Linked DNA regions of Mus musculus: all the other regions are linked to region 1. A link is a loop called in an ENCODE intact Hi-C map of the cell type or tissue named here. Cell type or tissue: gastrocnemius. All regions are shown on one strand.

Region 1 (2,500 bases):
AAAAGGTATGTACCACCACTGTCCGGCAGGCCTCCTGTTTTTTAAAATTGAAGTTTTAAGAGGACATGATGTAGCTGTTTAGTTACAGTCATTGGTAAAGCAGGATGCACACCCAGCTCCACTGTGTGCCAGAGCCCACACTTCCCTAGGGCACCACATTGCTCTCCCATTGTAGGGGTGAGGATATAGCTCAGTGACAGAGTACTTGCCTGGCATGCTCAAGTCCCTAGGTTCTATCCCCAGCACCACAAAGCAAAAGCAAACATTCTGTAGGGCCCAGGAGCTTCCCATTTCTCTCATATGGCTCTCATCCATTTCAAATGCACCGTCATTAAATAATACACAAGGGAGTAAGGGATGGTCCTCCCTCAGGACTGAAGGTATTGATAAATATGAACACAGCTTAGTGTAGAACATGGTTACAGCCTGAGCATTGATGAGATACCAGAGTCCTCTGGGAACAAACAAGAAGGAACCTTGGAGAGCTTCATGAAGGAAGCCACACTTGAGCTGAACTTAAAAAGGAAGAGAACCAGAAAACCATTTCAAACCAGAGACTCGGCCTCAGCATGGGTCAGTGAGATGACTCAGCGTGCAAAGGTGCTTGCCACTGAGACTTGACAACTTGAATTCAATCCCTGAGCCTATATAGTAGAAAGAAATAATGTGCTCCTGGATGGATGGATGGATAGATGGATGGATGGATGGATGGACAGAGGACATAAAAATTGGGAAGATGAAGGTCAGTTACAAAGCAGTATCTGAAACATGGACAGAGTGTCCAAATCCCGTGACGCATTATAGGTGTGGAAAGTGTGTTGATAACTGAGTGATAGTTCACCGTATAAGGAAATGCCGTTGCTAGGTCCTGCATCCACACTAGGATCCCAGGCTGGGAGCCCTCAACCCAAGTTTGCAGGGCTTGACCTAGTGTCTTCCACAGGGGACTCTGTCATCCAGAATGCATCCAACAGTGGAGTGGGCCAAGCAGTCATTCAGATCGCCTCAGCCCTTCGCCTAAAGACCATCAACGTTGTCCGAGACAGGTACTGGGAGGCCTAATCCTCATGTCCCTGCGCACTCCTACATCTCCACCAGATGGCGCACATGTGTAAGCATGAGTGGCTGGCTGCTGACTTGCAAGCATTCCGCAGGGCAAAAGAAGTCCCTGTGAAAGTCTGACACAGAGATGACAAAAAGAGGCAGTGATGGTCCTTACTGAACAGTCAGGAGTGTTGGAGACTTGTCTTAGGGTCCCTGGTTTGTACTGTTGTATGAACTCTAGCCCTGTCGGTTGCATGTGTACACCAAGCACAGCTGTGAAGGAGGTGGGGCAGGCTTGTGGTCTCTCTTTTACAGATGAGGAAGCTCAAGTTTCCAAGAGAGGAAGCAGCTTGCTCAGGAAGACACGGCAAGTCAGTAACAGACTTACCTTCTTTCCATTGTCCCCTCCAGTCCCTTTAAACCTCAGTGTGCTCCCGTGTGGCAGTCACTTGAGACCTTTCTTACGAGGGTTGTACTTACTCCTGCCCCTGCCTCTGCAGTGGTGATGAAAAAGTGATTCTGCGTGCCTGGACCAGAGAGTCCAGGACCGCTCTGCCCCAGAGTGTGTTTGCATGATACCCTCAAGTGCCCTGGAGAGCAAGAGGAAAGAAAGTGGTGTCTGAGTAGAAGGAGGAAGTAGGATGGCTCTTCCCCGGGCACAGATGGCTCTAGGGTGTGTGCACTCATAGGTTGTCAGACTATCTCCCAGCCTGGCTCTGTCCGGGGAGGAAAGGAGGCAAGAGCTGGTAGAGCATGACTGAATTATGTGGACAGCTCCTGCTTGAGGTCTGGCTTAATCTCTCTCTATCCCTGTTCTCAAAACAGGAATGTGTTCTCAGGGCTGTGGCAAAGGGGTTCTGGGAGCTTGAGGGAGGCTAGTTAGCCAGTGTGACCTGATTGTGTTTGGTTTCCAGACCCGACATCAAGAAGCTAACTGACAGACTGAAGGATCTAGGAGCTGATTATGTCCTCACAGAGGAAGAGCTAAGGATGCCCGAGACAAAAACCATCTTCAAGGTACCTAGCCTGGGTCTGGAGAGGTGCATAAGCGGTTAAGAGTACTTACTGCTCTTGCAGTCCCAGCATCCATATGGTGGCTCACAACCATCTGCAACTGCTGTTCCAAAGGATCTCCACAGGTCCCAGGCACACACGGTACAGAGACAGACATGCAGGCAAAGCAATCACATTCACGTGCACAAAGTAAAATAAAAGCTGAGGCACCCCGCTAAGAACACTTCCCCCTTAATCCCATGCCATCTCCTGGTAATTACAAAATATGCCTTCCCTGCTCTGCTCTGCAAACCGCTTCTCTTCTGGAAAGGACAAAGCCCATCCAACCTTAGCCTGGGGATAGCATGCTGTAAGTGTGCAGACATGGAAGGAGGCAGAAGTAGACAGACTTTAGGAAAGCCGAGGTTTTAAACATTTGTGGTGTGGTCCATCAACCCACATG
Region 2 (2,500 bases), 320 kb after region 1:
CAAAGAAATAAGGTGAAGTAAGACAGAGTGTGATGGAACAGGACACCCAGTGCCCTACCCTGTTCCATGAGCACATACGGGTGTGCACATCACTCAAACACGGTACGTGTGCGCATGCACGCATACAAAAACACACAGAGACACAAGTGCACATAAGACTCAAAATATATTCTCGGGGCTGGAGAGATGGCTCAGCGGTTAAGAGCACTGACAGCTCTTCCAAACGTCCTGAGTTCAATTCCCGGCAACCACATGGTGGCTAACAACCATCTGTAATGAGATCTGGCGCCCTCTTCTGGAGTGTCTAAAGCCAGCTACAGTGTACTTACATATAATAAATAAATCTTTAATTTAAAAAAAAATATATATATATATATTCACCAGAAGGACTTTTTCCTCCATTTCTCTTTCTCTGCCACCAAATTCAGGCTAAGAGTACGTTCTCTTGACCTACAATATCCTCCAACCAATTAAGGTCTCCCAAATTCTAGGCCCCTTAAGCACTCTGCTATATCCCTAGCCCATTCACCTCTGTGAACCTTCCCCAACTGCCTCAAGCAAGTGGAACCTGCCTTTCTCCAGCTCCCAATGGCAGAACAACACGTGTTTTCTTATAGAGTTGATCGCCCTTTGGGGTTACAGTCTTCCTGGCCAATCTGCGTCTCTTCTTAAAAGTCCCAGAGCCGGGCAGTGGTGGCACACGCTTAATCGCAGCAGTCAGGAGGCAGAGGCAAGCTGATCCCTGCGTTCGAGGCCAGCCTGGTCTATAGAGAGAGTTCCTAAACAGACAGAGCTACAAAGAGAAACCCTATCTCAAAAAACAAACGCACAAACAGTCTCCGAACAGACGGCTGAGGATTTGTACAATTCGGTGGTTAGAAACACTTCCTCGGAGCTTTGACTACCTGAATTACATGCCTGGATCACATGCTGGAAGAGAGAAACCCCTGAAAATTGCATGCCTGCACTCATGGGCACAATACACACAATAATGACGTCACTAAATGAAAATTTGCTTAAGCGACACTGTCTACACTGGTCAAGCTACTAAATCTCAGACTGCAAAGGCTAGGCTGAGAGGCTGGCTCAGAAATGCTACTTTAGTGCCACCTACTGGCATAGTGGAGTATTACAGTTCCCAGTTTCTCGCGTTCAGGAAACTCAAAATCTTTTTGTTCCTCTGTGTGTGTGTGTGTGTGTGTGCGCGCGCGTGTGCGTGTGTGTGAGATGTGTAATACAGAGACAGAGATCGGGATCACTCATGTACCACAACACACTCAAAATCTTTTTGTTCCTCTGTGTGTGTGTGTGTGTGTGATGTGTAATACAGAGACAGAGATGGGATCACTCATGTACCACAACACACATATGGAAGTCAGAGAACAGCTTTTGTAGATAAATTCTCTCCTTCCACCCTTATGTGGTTCTGGGAATTAAACTCTAGTCATCAGGCTTGCAATGTCAGGCTACAGGGACCTTTAGCCAAACTGCCGGCCCCACTTTGGTTTTTAAGACAGTCACTGGGGCCTGAGGCTTACCAATTTAGCTAGGCTGGTCAGCAAGATTGAGAGCGCCATCTGTCTCTGCTTCTCCAGAAAAAGCACATTCAACCACGTCTGGTCTTTTACACAGGCGCTGAAATTCGAACTCAGAGCCCCACACTTGCACAGTATGAAGGGAGTGGCACTAATGGGAGGTGTGGCCTTGTAGAAGTAAGTGTGGCTTTATTGGAGGAAGGGATGGGAGAAAGGCTTTGAGGTTTCAGAGGCTCAAGCCAAGCCGAGCAGTATCTCTCTCTTCCTGCTGCCGGATCCAGATGTAGAACTCTCAGCTACTTCTCCAGCACCATGTCTGCCTTCCTGCCATGAGTATAATGCATGAAACCCCTCCAGCCATAAGGCAGCCCCCATTGAATGTTTTCCAGTAGAAGGCTTGCAGTGGTCATGGTGTCTATTCACAGCAATAAAACCCTAAGACAGAGAGGCTTACAGATCATTGTTGATGAAAGTCAAGGCAGGAACCCAGAGGCAGGTAGTGATACAAAATAGAATCCAGGACCCCCAGCCCAGGGATGGCATCACCCACAATGAGCTGGGCCCTCCCCAACCCATCACTAGTTAAGAAAAATGCCTTACAGGCTTGCCTCCAGCCTGACTTTAGGGGAACATTTTTTTTTCCATCAGATGACTCTAGCTTGTGTCCAGCTGGCATAAAACCAGCAGCGTAGACATAGATGGACAAATTGGTTATTAATGAGGTGGAACAGATCAGGGAAAAATTTGGGGTTGGGACACAGACATGAATAAAATGGCTAATGACATAGCCATGGGGACAGTGGAACACTGCAGCGTTCAGGAGACAGATTTGGTCTGTCTAAATGTATTGACCTGTGATGGTTTGTATATACTTGGCCCAGGGAGTAGCACTATTAGGAGATGTGACCGTGTTGAAGTAGATGTGACACTGTGGGCATGGGCTTGTCATAGCTGCCTGGAAGCCA
Region 3 (2,500 bases), 110 kb after region 1:
TTCTGTGACCTGACTCTGAGCAATGGCTGGGGCAGAGGTGGGCCGAGGACTTCGGTCTGTGGACTCAGCAGCTGCTGCTGTGTGAGGAAAAGAGGGAAGATCAGACGAAGGCAGGTGTCACTCTCCTTACTGACCTCAAAGTCACAGGGTGAAACTGCCAATCCAGGACACTCGGGACTGTTGTAGCCTCCTGTATCTGTCATATAGAGGAGAACACAAACTGTGCTTTTTAAGGTAGATGATGGCAACAAGATAAACATCCTCAACGGAGAAACCAGGACATCTACATCACTGTTTCATAAATGCTAAATTCGAATAAAGACTGAAAAAAGAAATCAAAACCCACTTAACTTATAGTCTGTTTAAAAAAAAAAAAACTTGCAATAAAGCTTGGATTCAGGGTAGCTCTCCCAATAAGCTGCTTTGAAATAAATGTTTATTTTTAGATGGTCTCAGGAACCTAAACATCTGATTAGGTGAGGTGGATAAAGCCTGTTGTCTCGCTTTTCGTTTATTGTTTTTCTATGAAGCTTCTACAAAATTATTACAAAAAGAAAGAAAGAAAGAGAGGGGGGAGGGAGGGAGAGAGAGAGGGAGAGGGAGAGAGAGACAGAACCTTTAAAAATGGCTCTTCTGGTGAGACAGGAACTACTGTTTGACATGTGTAAAGGTAAGTCTTTGTGCCAGACAATCTCTTTTAATAAATCAGTTAATTAAAAATTCAAAAAAGGGCTGGAGAGATGGCTCCAGAATTAAGAGCACTGATGCACAGTTAATGTCTGCTCTTTCAGAGGTCCTGGGTTCAATTCCCAGCAACCACATGGTGGCTCACAACCATCTGTAATGGAGTCCGATGCTCCCTTCTGGTGTGTCTGAAGACAGCTACAGTGTACTCACATACATTAAATAAATAATAAATATTTTTTTAAAAAGTTAAAAAAATTCTGGACTTTCACCCAAAAATAAAGCATTAACTAATGGAGCGCCCTCTCCACCTTGCCAATGCCTTACAGCCCTGTTCTGTAAAGTACTTGGAACACTGACTCTCAACCAGGGTTGATTTCCCCCCAGGGCATATTTGACAATGTCTGGAGAAGTTTTGGTGTCACAGCTGGGGCAGACAGAGAAAGGAGATGCTGACACCTAGTGCACAGAGGCAAAGGCAGCAGAGGCTGAGGAGAGAAGCCTGCCTGGGCCGCTCTGGAGAAAAGACACTGTACAGGCTGACTATAAAATCCTCTGCACTTCATTAACTGTGACTTGGATTGGAACTACTTGGCATCTGCTTTAGGTAACTTAATTCAAAATAGAGAGTGGAGCTATAGCTCAGTGACAGACTGCTTGCCCTGCAGGCAGGAGGCCCTGGGCTCCACCCCCAATATCACAAAATAAAACAAGAAACAGTCATTATCTTTAGTTTTTAATCTTTGTTCTTTACTTCCAGGGTAAAAAAAGAAAATGTCCATACATTTTGTAGTAAAGCTTACTCAAGTTTAATGTCAAAACTAAACCTTTGTTTTTTTGTTTGAGAGAGGATTTTTCTCTACATATCCCTGGCTGTTCTGGAACTTAGCATGTAGATCAGGTTGGCCTTGAACTCTCAGATATCTGCCTGCCTTTATTTCATAAATGCTAGGATTAGGGGGCTGGAGAGATGTCTCAGAGGTTAAGAGTACTGGCTGCTCTTCTAAAGGCCCTGAGTTCAATTCCCAGCAACCAAATGGTGGCTCACAACCATCTGTAATGAGATCTGACGCCCTCTTCTGGTGTGTCTGAAGACAGCTACAGCGCACTCATATACAATAAATAAATAAATAATAAATCTTTTTTTTAAATGTTGGGATTAAAGGTAAGTATGTCCCATCACATTTACTTTAATACTTCATTTTAAAATTGTATTTAATTGTTAGTTATCTATCTGTCTCCTTGTGTGCATGTTGGTGGGGTGTGGGGGCACGCACACACGTCACAGCATGTGTGTAGAGGTCAGAGGGTAACCCAGGGCAATTGAGTCTTTCCTTTCACTTTGGGGTCAGGGATTGAACCCAAGCTCTCAGCTTTATGTGCCAAGCACCTTCACCCACGGCGCCATCTCCAGGGCTCTGATTGAGACATTCAGATAACAGGCCCTCATTCTTTCTTGTACTGAGACTTTTATTAGATTTGAATACTCTTTTATGGAAGCATACAACTTTATTATGTACTTTCTTCAGACTACTGAACATAATTTATTCTGATACATTTATATTTATAAAAAAAATAAAGCAAAGCAAAGGAATTCCTTAAGCCAGAACAGACTGACAAATAGAAAGTTACATCTATGTTATACAAATGACACCACGAAAGAAATGCTTACTATCCTGCAATGATCTCCAGAGAAAGACTTCTCAGAGGATGCCTAGCAAAAGAATAACAGAACCGTTGAGCCTGTCTCATCTCGCAATGACAGATCTGTGGCCGCTTGCGAGTCCCTGTTGCTAATGGGTGCTCTCTGCTAGTC
Region 4 (2,500 bases), 56 kb after region 1:
AGGAATTCGGCTTGGAGCCAATAACGCGGAAACATATATAGGTAGGGGAGTTTTGAACCATCCAGATGAGGCTCTAGGGAGAATCCTCTAGGACTTAAACGCCCCCACCCCACCCCACGCCCGGGGGAACAGTCTTTCCTTTCCCCTGTAGTGATTTGTCGCGGAGTATGGTGGAGGCAATTGATCTGCGATGCCTAAATGTTAGGTGCACGCAGGGGTGAGGCCCTGGGAAGGTGATGTGCTGACGGCATTTTCCCAGGAAGGGTTTGAGACTGCTGCTGCTGGATCCTCCTCTTAAGTTACTTAAATGCTCTGAGCCATGGTCTCTGCTAGCTCTGGGTAGAGAGGCCTCTGGATGCTCACAGCCTTGAGGTCCAGACACTGACACCTCCCCTCTCCCATTAACCCACCCCCACCCCGGCACCTGCAGGATCGGGCTTGGAGCCGAGTGGAGAGGCATCCTTTCCCACCACATCCCACTCTGGAGGCCGCCAGTCCCATTTCACGACTGAGGGTCATGACAACTGTGGAGGCCCCCCTGCGGCCTGCAGCCTTGCCCTGTCAAATGAATGGTGTGACTGTGGACGCAGAGGCTCACTAGGAAGATAGCTGCGCAACGATGAGGACGTATGAGTGGGCCTCTGTCCCCTGGGCCGGTGGAAGTCACCACAGACCCATCAGACAGAGAGGTATTCTGTCTGATGAAGGGGCGCTCCTCTACATGCCTGCTGGATGCTCAACCTAGGGCTGCGTCCGTGCAAGCCGACCAGGACAGAACCCACACAGTACAGAATGGAGCGTAGCTCTGTCGTTATGGGGTGATTTTGCACCCTTTAACCAAGAGGGCCTGGGGGAGCAAGGGCTGCTAAGAGCACTACAGAGCCCAACGTAAGCTGCACGTGGCGGGGATTGGGGTGGACATCTGCTCTGACCTCCCCAGGGGAGCAGGGTGGTTTGCAGGGAGTTCACACGTGAGGCCGGAGGGCGGGTGTTCCTGAGGATCGAGGACACGTGGGCACTAGTGAGGCCAGCGGGCACACTCGGGCATGGCTGCGGCCCGACCGCCAGGGGGCGCCCCACACATGCTCCATTTCTCCCTTAGCTGGGAACCTCCTACAGGGTCTGGAGCCTATGAGACCAGGAGCCCACTGCCTCATTGGCAGTGTAGTTTGTTACTAAAGGAGTTGCCACATTCCTGTGGTGTCTGTGGCGGACTCCTAGTTGTCTCATAGCCCCATTTCCCAGCTTCCCGTGAAATCTTGGCTGTGCTCTGGGGTCCCCATCTCCTCATTCTCTGGGGTCAGGCTCCTGGAGACAAGGGAGAGCAAGCATCTTTAACCACAAGGGCAAGGCAAGTGCCACCACCTAAGGGTGGTGGAGCGACAAGCCCACAGCCACCCCAGGGACCCCAACAGCTAAAAGTTCTACCTTGCTTTTTCCAGCACAAAACACCCAGCGGGTAGGAGCGACTACACCAGGGTGGGTGGGTGACCTGCCACCCTACTCCCCTCCAGGGTCATTCTGCACACCGCAATGCCATTTCCCAACCTTACTGCGCAGGGAGGCAAACGGGCAGATATTCCCTCACTCTTCTCTTGGGTGGGTGGGGGGTTCCTGCTATGCCCTATCAGCTGAAAGTGCTCAGGAGGAGGAAGGTGGGGACGATGGGCACAGGGCCACACCTGTTGTGGAGAGGAAACCCACGTTTCCGGCCAGCAGCCCTGCTCCAAGGCCTTGGCAGATCAGCAGCTCAAGTCCTTTGTGGGACCCTCCACTCCCTCCCAGGGTTTTGAGAAACTCCTCCCAGCCCCGGCTCCTTTGGACTTCCTGGTTTGCCCTGTCCTGTTCCAGTTGACTGGACCAGGGGAGATGTTTGCTCTGATAAGGCCTAGTTGGAACTTTTAGGAGGTAGGATGGAGCTAAAATGACTGCCGCTGAGATTTCTGGACACTTCCAGGGCTCCACCAGGCTTCCTCAAGTCTTCAGAGGAACTAGCTGGGACTTCCCTAGGGCACCTGCTGTCTCCACAGCCTTTAAGTGGACAGGTCTGTTGCCCCAGGAACAGAGTGCCTGTAAGAGCGCAGAGAAGTAGCTAAAGAAAAGGACTGGCCTTTTCTTTACAGTGGGAGGGACTATAGGAAGTCCCAAGGTCCTTTAAGTGGTTAATACTGTCTTCTTGGGGCTGGAGAGATGGCTCAGTGGTTAAGAGCACTGACTGCTCTTCCCAAGGTCCTGAGTTCAAATCCCAGCAACCACATGGTGGCTCACAACCATCCGTAATGAGATCTGACGCCCTCTTCTGGGGTGTCTGAAGACAGCTACAGTGTACTCATATATAATAAATAAATAAATCTTTAAAAAAAATACTGTCTTCTTATGTTGTTCACGAGCAGGCATAGATGTGAGCAGGGCAAGGCTGGGTACACCTGCCACAGAAGCTGGTTCCACACCGATAAGGGTGAAAGCCCACCTCAGAGACTGTACAAAGAACTGGGTAGAC

What was found. A loop is a pair of places that touch in the nucleus more often than their neighbours do. Peaks named below come from ENCODE experiments on the same cell type or tissue, not always from the same donor. Only the 100,000 strongest peaks of a DNase experiment are listed, where the experiment ranks them.
Region 2: it touches region 1 in a loop (2.6-fold over the local background); 7 of 42 quality-filtered maps call a loop at or near these places.
Region 3: a loop joins it to region 1, with 7 times the contacts of the local background. A loop is called at or near these places in 14 of 42 quality-filtered maps.
Region 4: a loop joins it to region 1, with 2.2 times the contacts of the local background. A loop is called at or near these places in 6 of 42 quality-filtered maps.

What each region holds. Positions count from the first base shown.
Region 1 is chr4:131,859,818-131,862,317 of GRCm38, forward strand. Mecr (mitochondrial trans-2-enoyl-CoA reductase) reads left to right here. Exons shown (of 10, transcript NM_025297.2): 5 at 944-1,046; 6 at 1,959-2,061. Among named protein-coding and RNA genes, the nearest start is that of Srsf4, 13 kb to the right of the region's middle. In gastrocnemius, no CTCF peak of the experiment used is centred here; a DNase peak (open chromatin) is centred at 1,098.
Region 2 is chr4:132,177,664-132,180,163 of GRCm38, forward strand. No RefSeq gene overlaps it. Among named protein-coding and RNA genes, the nearest start is that of Ythdf2, 33 kb to the right of the region's middle. In gastrocnemius, CTCF peaks have their summits at 289 (motif pointing left) and 1,112 (motif pointing left); a DNase peak (open chromatin) is centred at 1,115.
Region 3 is chr4:131,967,899-131,970,398 of GRCm38, forward strand. It overlaps Epb41 (erythrocyte membrane protein band 4.1), which reads right to left. Exons shown (of 21, transcript NM_183428.3): 12 at 1-77. Among named protein-coding and RNA genes, the nearest start is that of Tmem200b, 47 kb to the left of the region's middle. In gastrocnemius, a CTCF peak has its summit at 1,153 (motif pointing left); no DNase peak of the experiment used is centred here.
Region 4 is chr4:131,915,590-131,918,089 of GRCm38, forward strand. All of the region lies in intron 1 of Gm12992 (predicted gene 12992), which reads right to left. Among named protein-coding and RNA genes, the nearest start is that of Gm12992, 3.2 kb to the right of the region's middle. In gastrocnemius, a CTCF peak has its summit at 1,069 (motif pointing right); a DNase peak (open chromatin) is centred at 1,049; H3K4me3 peaks cover 477 bases; H3K27ac peaks cover 821 bases.